3 separate regions of the Mus musculus genome follow, and all the other regions are linked to region 3. Evidence: chromatin loops called from intact Hi-C (ENCODE). Cell type or tissue: left cerebral cortex. All regions are shown on one strand. Region 1 holds the start of Bub1b (BUB1B, mitotic checkpoint serine/threonine kinase). Region 2 overlaps Bub1b (BUB1B, mitotic checkpoint serine/threonine kinase). Region 3 overlaps Bmf (BCL2 modifying factor).

What was found. Peaks named below come from ENCODE experiments on the same cell type or tissue, not always from the same donor. Only the 100,000 strongest peaks of a DNase experiment are listed, where the experiment ranks them.
Region 1: it touches region 3 in a loop (2.1-fold over the local background); 20 of 42 quality-filtered maps call a loop at or near these places.
Region 2: it touches region 3 in a loop (2.1-fold over the local background); 20 of 42 quality-filtered maps call a loop at or near these places.

What each region holds. Positions count from the first base shown.
Region 1 is chr2:118,596,863-118,599,362 of GRCm38, forward strand. It overlaps Bub1b (BUB1B, mitotic checkpoint serine/threonine kinase), which reads left to right and starts at 1,349. Exons shown (of 23, transcript NM_009773.3): 1 at 1,349-1,599. The coding sequence starts at 1,586. In left cerebral cortex, no CTCF peak of the experiment used is centred here; a DNase peak (open chromatin) is centred at 1,326; H3K4me3 peaks cover 482 bases.
Region 2 is chr2:118,604,917-118,607,416 of GRCm38, forward strand. Bub1b (BUB1B, mitotic checkpoint serine/threonine kinase) reads left to right here. Exons shown (of 23, transcript NM_009773.3): 3 at 498-557; 4 at 1,628-1,772. Among named protein-coding and RNA genes, the nearest start is that of Bub1b, 8.0 kb to the left of the region's middle. In left cerebral cortex, a CTCF peak has its summit at 1,320 (motif pointing left); a DNase peak (open chromatin) is centred at 1,316.
Region 3 is chr2:118,544,560-118,547,059 of GRCm38, forward strand. Bmf (BCL2 modifying factor) reads right to left here. Exons shown (of 5, transcript NM_138313.4): 3 at 2,157-2,453; 4 at 523-686. Among named protein-coding and RNA genes, the nearest start is that of Bmf, 3.9 kb to the right of the region's middle. In left cerebral cortex, a CTCF peak has its summit at 1,368; DNase peaks (open chromatin) are centred at 215, 843 and 1,365; H3K4me3 peaks cover 15 bases; H3K27ac peaks cover 1,198 bases.

The DNA of each region.
Region 1 (2,500 bases), 52 kb after region 3:
AATGGGCTATGTACACCTCTAAGGAGACGAGAGAGGGAGGGAAGATTGAGTCTTAAGGGAGAGGCAGTGCAGTAAGGAAGAGAGTGTAGTACAGGATACAGCAGTCCTGGAGAGCAGTGCAGTATTGTTGCGAGGGAGAGTAGAGCAGCACGGGAGGGAGAGGGAGGCAGGTTGAAAAGAGAACAAGCTGGACACAGGTAAAGACAGAATGAGCAAGAGATTGAGAAAGAGCCAGAAGATTAGGAAATAGAAAAGACTGCTAGAGTGAGTTTGAGGCCAAGCAGAGCAATTCAGGGGCTGGGAGAGAAGCCAGATTGAGTCAGTCAGCTGGGAGAGGAGTTTGAGCCAGAACAGCTGAGTTGAACCAGCCAGGTAGACTTCAGAAAGAACAAGAAAGGGTGAGCTTATTCAACAAAATTGAGAGGCTGACCTAGATTAGATCTTATGGAGGCTAGAATTTTCTAGGAGTGGATCTAGGTCAGCAGATGGAGGCAGTAAGCCCCTCAGACAACAATCACAACAGGAGAATAAAAGTTATTTTTATAGCCTGATCTACAGAGCGAGTTCCAGGATAGCCAAGGCTACACAGAGAACCCTTGTTTTGAAAAACAAAAACAAACAAAAAACAAAAGCAAACTTTTTATTGTGAAGTAAAGTTGCCCTGGATGGTCTTGAAGTCTTGGTCCTCACATCTCAGTCTCCAGAGTAGCTGAACTATAGGCCTGCATTACCAAGCCTTTAGCTCCAGTGAGACAGGCAAAGCGCTTACCCTGTTTGTATTCTGTGTTAGATCGTAGTTTACAGGACATCTGGTAGGCTGCATGAGAGAACAAATGGTACACTTCCAAGAGAATTTAAAGGAAGTTGGTCAAAGTTGAGAAGTTGTAGAGGTCAAAGGGCTTGCTGGGGAAAGGAAGTGCAGTGCTAAACCAGGTCTTGTGTAAAAGAGAAAAACGAGAACACAGTCTTTCCACAGGAAACAGCTGGGTGAGAGTGGCCTAAGGATCCCTGGACAGGTGTTAAGACCTGGGGCTCAGACAAGACCTAGGCGTAGCACAGTTAATTGTTCGGAGCAACCCAGAAGAGTAATGTACTCAAAGACACGTTATGAAACTGAAACCATCAAAGAACCTCTTGTTAATAAAGTGTCTCTCCCTGGGTTCGAAGGCTTGTCTTAGAAAGGAAACACAGAGCAAACTCGAAGTGCCTGAGCACGCTGCAGTGCTAGGACAACCATTGGTCCTTGCACCTCAAACCTGAAACTACAACTCCCATTGTGCATTGCGCAGCGCGTGCTTAAACCCGGGATACACTACAATCCCCAGAATGCTTTGGGAGGAGCGGGAGCGGGGAGCGGCGAGGCTACGTCTGCGTCAAGAGACGTTAAATTTGAAACTTGGCGGCCCGTGCGTGATGGGGGCGTGAGGAGGCTATTCTGAGAAGGAATCGGGTGCGTGGTTTTGTTTAGGAGCACGGGGTGACGATCTTCGCAGCTCCAGAGCCAGCTGAAGGTTGAGGGAGACTCAGTTAGCACTCGGAGGATAAAGGTCTGCGGAAGGGCGAGAGCAAGTATTGGGAATGCAGGATGGCGGAGGCGAGGTAAGGACCGGACGCAAATTGCTGCCGCTGGGTGCTCGGCTGGCGAGGGGAGGATCGAGGAGGTCGGCCAAGAGCAGGTCTCCCCAAACCCCCTTCCCAACGGCGTGGAGCCCTGCATCCAGCCAGGGGGCAAGACTGGGAGAGTTTGGAATTTGCCATATGATCTGGTTCTGAAACTCACCTCAGCCGTTTTTATTTGACCTTGAACATGTTTACGGAGGGGTGGGGGCACGCAGATATTAATGCTGCTTTATGGAGTTCTGGGAGGATTCAAGATGTTTGTAAAGTACCTGCTTTCAACTAATAAGTGTTCTCACTTTGCTAGCAGCTTAGGGATCTGAAGAGCAGAGCACTTGCAGCTTTTCCTCATCATAAAATATAGAGGGTTTTTCTAGGTTAGAATTTAAGATGCATTTCAATTATGGAACTTATAATAACTGGGTAATTGCTGTCATAAGCTGTCATTCATGGAAGAGAATTTATCGACTACCATTTTGAGCACTGAAGGCGAACAGTAAAAGACACAAAATCCCAACCTTTGTGAAGCTTAAGTTCTGGGGAGGAATGAATCGGGGTGTGTGTCGCGGATGGGCAATAAGACATGTTTAACATCAGATAGAATCAGTATTAACAAGTGTAAAGCAAGAGAAGACGGCATTGGAGGTAGAACTAGTGTGGTTTCAGAAGGGTTTGGACATGTAACTCAGGAAGGGCACTTGTTCAAGGTACATAAGGCCTTAGTTCATTACCCAGCAATGAGGCTTGGGGGTGGGGGAGTCGGGGCAGAGGGAGATTTGAACAGAGGCCTCCCTGATGAGATGGCACTTGGGTCTGAACTAGAAGGAACTAGTCACGGACAGGTGAGATGGCTCTGTGGATAGAGATAATTGCTAACCAAGAC
Region 2 (2,500 bases), 60 kb after region 3:
CTCACACCAGGCCCAATTGGCCCTGTCCTCCTGGTGCTTGTAGATCAATACCATAGGCTCTCAGTTAGGCTCTCTCTAGCTGTGCCTGCTGCCATGCTCCCTGCCATGGTGGTCATGGACTCTAACCGTCGGAAACTGTTAGCCCCCAGTAAACTCTCTGTCAGTGGCCTGGGTCATGGTGTCTTATCACAGCAATAGAAAGTAACTGAGACAGCACTCTCCAGAGATGAATCATCTCTCTAACCAAAACAGTAATTAATTTGGTGTGCTTTTTGTTCTTTTTTTAAAAAGCTGGCTTCAGAATCTACTAGGGTCTTGAGTACTGTGCCACTGAGTTAAACCCACTCTATTCCTTTTCTGTTTAACAAATTCTCAAATTCTAGTCTAGTTACTTAAGTCACTATGAACTCATTGAGAAGTGAATAGAAATAGAAAGGAGACCTGTTTCCTGGGGCTGTCAGAACTGCATGTGCTAACACACCCTGTTTCAATTCCAGGGCATTTGAATCTGAAATCCGCTTTTACTCTGGAGATGACCCTCTGGATGTGTGGGACAGGTGAGGATGTTTATATGGAGAGAACAACAGAGACATTCACAGAGGAGTGTTGTTGGCCTCATTTCTCAGGTAGAGGGATATGGCGTGGTGGATGGAGCAGACAGTACTGTTTGGCAGAACATTCTGGAACAGCCATGGTAGTTTTCCAGCCAAGGTTTGTTGTGCGGGGCTGTGCATAGAGCCCAGAGCTTTACATTTGCTAAGGAAGGGCTGTACAGTAGTTAAACTCCATCTTCCCTGAGGTGCTTAAGGCTGGAGCACGATACAACATGAAGGCGCGTGTGTTACTGACTCTTTCTTTAGAGTGTTTATTACAAGCGCTTCATGAAAGCTTGAGAGAGAGAGAGGATCGGTACATGTTATTGAGAACTTCTAAAGAAACATACTTTGAATATGTTAAATATTTCTGCTTAAAAATCCAGAGTAGAGGGGACTGGAGAGATGGCTCAGTGGTTAAGAGCACTGACTGCTCTTCCAAAGGTCCTGAGTTCAATTCCCAGCAACCACATGGTGGCTCACAACCATCTGTAATGGGATCCGATGCCCTCTTCTGGTGTGTCTGAAGACAGCTACAGCATACTTATATACATAAAATAAATGAAAAAATCTTTATAAAGAAATCCAGAATAGAAGAAGGCTTGAGCAATTGTCCATCTGTTAAAAGCGCTGGCTCTTCTTCCAGAGGATTGGGTTGGCTTCCCAGCTCTCATAGCAGTTTACAGCCCTGCAGAACTCCATCCTGAGGGATCTGATGCCCTCTTCTGGCCTCTAGTGGCACTGCACAATGCAGTATCTAGGCACACATACACACAAATAGTAAACTAAGTAAATCCAGAGTAGATTGGGTGTGGTGGAACATGCCGATAACCTAAGCATTTGGGAGGTAAAGGCAGGGGAATCCCTTTGAGTTGAGTCTGTCCTGGTCCACATGGTTGAGTACAGGCCAGCCAGGGCTATATAGTGAGACTCAAAAACAAAAGCAAAAAAATCCATTCAGAGTGAGCCTTAGAACCAAAGCAAAAGTATGCATCAGTGCAAAATAATGTTCTTTTCCTTCTCTTCTCATTCAGATATATTAATTGGACAGAACAGAACTACCCTCAAGGGGGGAAAGAGAGTAACATGTCAGCGTTAGTGGAGAGAGCGATAGAAGCACTCCAAGGAGAGACGCGCTATTATAATGACCCCCGCTTTCTCAGTCTCTGGATCAAATTGGTGAGTGTCACCAGAATATTAAATTGACAGTTTTCCTGTAGAGGTATCTAATTAATAGGCAAAAGTGGAGTCATTTAGCCAGTAATGATTAATAAGTCTTTGTATCTATTGAGTTGCTTTGACTTAAAGATGTAACTATAACATTGTTGCAGGATGTTTATTTGATCACACTGTAAACCCTGAGATTGTGTTATTTACTAGAAAAGCCTGTTTCTAGTTGTGTGGCTCAGCCCAGTTACACTCTAATCCAAGAATGTTGTAGGATATTTGGTTGTACTGAGAGATTGTGTACTGGAAAAACCTGTTTCTAGTTGTGGTGTGGCTTAACCCCAGCACACACCTTTAATCCAAGAACTTTCTCTTTATTGTAAACAGTATTAAATAAAGTCAACCGTAGGTCAAGAGGAGGAGCAAGCAGTTGACAGGGAGTGAACCTAGAAAAAACGATAGAGTGGGAGGGAGTCAGGAGAGAGGCTAGAGAGACGCACAGGAAGTAGAAGGGAGGGACATCCAGCTTGAAGGGGTTGCCACTGGAGTGGAGGAGGAGAGCGGCTTTTTCCTTTTGGGAAGTCGGCTGTGGAGGAAGGTCAGCTGGGTGCTTTCCCTGACTCTCTGAGCTAGCAGGCTTTCACCCTGGCATCTGGGCCCAGAGTCTTTATTGGTAAAATTGAACTTTTGAGATTTTGTTAAAAACGGGATAACATCCTGAGGCTTTGTGCTTTAAGATG
Region 3 (2,500 bases):
CCGCCGTCCGTGGCTCTGGGGAGACTCCGAGGTACAATCTCCAGAGTCCTGTGCCTGGGTTCCCAGACACAGACAGTGAGGACTGGCTCCCCAGCTGGAAAGTGTCAGGTTTCAACCGGTTCTACCACTTTCCCCCACTCAGGCCCCATCTCAGGACTGATTACTGGTTTCCCACTGTTCCTCGGCCAGGCACACCCCCAACTGCTCAGTTTCACTGCTGCATTCGGCAAGAGGCAAGCCCTTCACTTGGGTCCAGAGAGTTTGTCAAACCAGACTACAGGAAGCCATCCCATTGGCAGGGAGTGATGGCAGCAGCATCTTCCACCTCTTGTGAAGCTGAGTAGGTAGCTGGAGCTCTCAAGGACAGGAGTACTCATCTAATTGTGCTACCTGGGTCCATCCGTAATTGACAGTAGCCAAGACCAAAACTCTTAAACACACCCAGAGGTCTAGTAACCCCTGGCTCTGGCTTCCCAGCCTCAACAGCCTCAAAGCCCCCCCCCCCCCAACCCTCATGCCTACTTGTTGCGTATGAAGCCGATGGAACTGGTCTGCAATACACTGAAGCTTTCTGGCGATCTGCACCTCTGCTCGGTGCTGAAGGAACTGTCCTTCAGGGGGCTGCTCCCCAAGGGGTGAGCCTGCAGGGAAACTGGCAGGGAGAGGAAGCCTGTAGCCAGCGTTGCCTGCAAAAACAGAGAATCCACAACTCAGCCTTTTCTCCCCTTAGCCCATCTTCTCCATGTCAGCCCTTTCTGGCCAAGACCTGGAGTTACTGGTAAAGCTCAGGACAGAAGGAAGAGGAAGCAGCCTGGCCTTTACCAGGGCATCCTGCCAAACTTGGACAGCTGCCCAAGACTATAAACGTTGGTACAGGGCCGAGGGTGTAGCTTAGGAGTAGCTGAATATTTAGTACACATGAGCGCGTGTGTGCACACACATATACACGCGCACACATGCACACACACTTATGCTGGAAAAACAGGAAAGAATACAGACCCTGCCTTCTCCTCAGCACTGTCCTGTCAGTGCCATGGCATAGCACAGGGTGCTAACGTGTGTGACGACCATGCCAAGCTTCTGGCATTTATCAGGCTGTACTTGACCTAAATGTGTTACTCGGGTAGCAGTAGGTGGAAGCGCTTCTCTGGGATAACTCTCCAGAGTTCCTGGGTTGTGCAAAGCAGACAAGGAAAAGCAAAACAAACAAAAAAACCCAAAAGTGCCTTCGTTTTTCTAGTATAGTTAGGGAGAGCTGGGCTCATCACTCAGAGATCAGAGCAGCAGCAGCAAAGCGGATGAGAAAACTCCTGAGGCCCACAGAGCAGCCAAGTCGGCTCACCGAGTGCTGGCACCAGAACGGCCGCTGGGGGCGCCTGCCACCTCCTGCCTCCTCCCTCTTCCAGCCCGAAGCAGGCCTCATCCAGCTTCTCTGACTCCCGCCAGAACTGCTTTTCCAGAAGTGCCCTATGGGCAGTTCCCTCTGAGAGTAAGTGCAGCGCGCTCCTCAGGGCTCCTCGGTCTGCTCCCGCAGACACAGCAGGATGACCTCTGAGCCTTTACCCTCCCTCCACAGGCCAGTGCACTAAAAGAAGAAAACAGACCGAGTGTCTAATCCTGCCCTCTTGCCAGAGGAGGGCATATTTCTCATAAAACAAACCCTTGAAGCCCACAAATGAAGGGGTCTTGTCTGATTTAGCCTTAGTAACAACCCCTCTCCTGGCACTGAGCCCAGATAGGCCCAACCTCTTTCTCCAGTTCCCCTTCCCAGCACAGAAAGTCCCAAATGGCAACTGGAAGCCACCTTCTGTCTTTGGGAATCTTCCGTATAAGTACTGGCTGAGTGGTACAGTGACACATGGTTTAAAACTCCCTTCCACCTCGAGAAAGGCAAATCAGCACTGGGGCCAAAGGGCAGAGCCACTGAAACGACATAGGATGTGAAAGGAGATTGCAGGGACCAAGAAACCCCTCCAAGAAGAACAGAAAGAACAAAGCAGTTTGCTCTATTGGGGGCCCAAGCTCAGGTGAGGAAGGCTGAAAGCTCTTGAATAGATAGCCCTGGCTGTTCAGTTTGAGGAAGGAAATAGTACAGAGCAGGTTTAGGGAGGGAAAGTCCCCTCTTTCCCCCAATCTCTAAGGTTAAGAGCACTCACCGTAAAAGAGTCTCTGGGGTTCCTCTGTCACCCCACAAGGCAGCATGACACCCTGGCTTGGGGAAGCTGGACTGAGGGTCTGAGTGGCCTTGTCTTCCTGGCTTATGGGCCGGAGTCCGGGACCACAGCAATGGGTGAGAGGGAAGAGCTGGAGTCGACTGAGGGGACAGTCCAGCTGGCTCTGGGCAAACAGGTCAGCAGAGAGCAAGCCCCCAGGCTGTGTCCCTGGCTCCCCATCCTCTGACTGGAACACATCATCTTCTAGCTCCTCCACACACTGAGGTGGCTCCATCTCTCCTGTCAGAGAACAATGGAAGCATCTGGGCTGCTGTCCTACTGAGGCC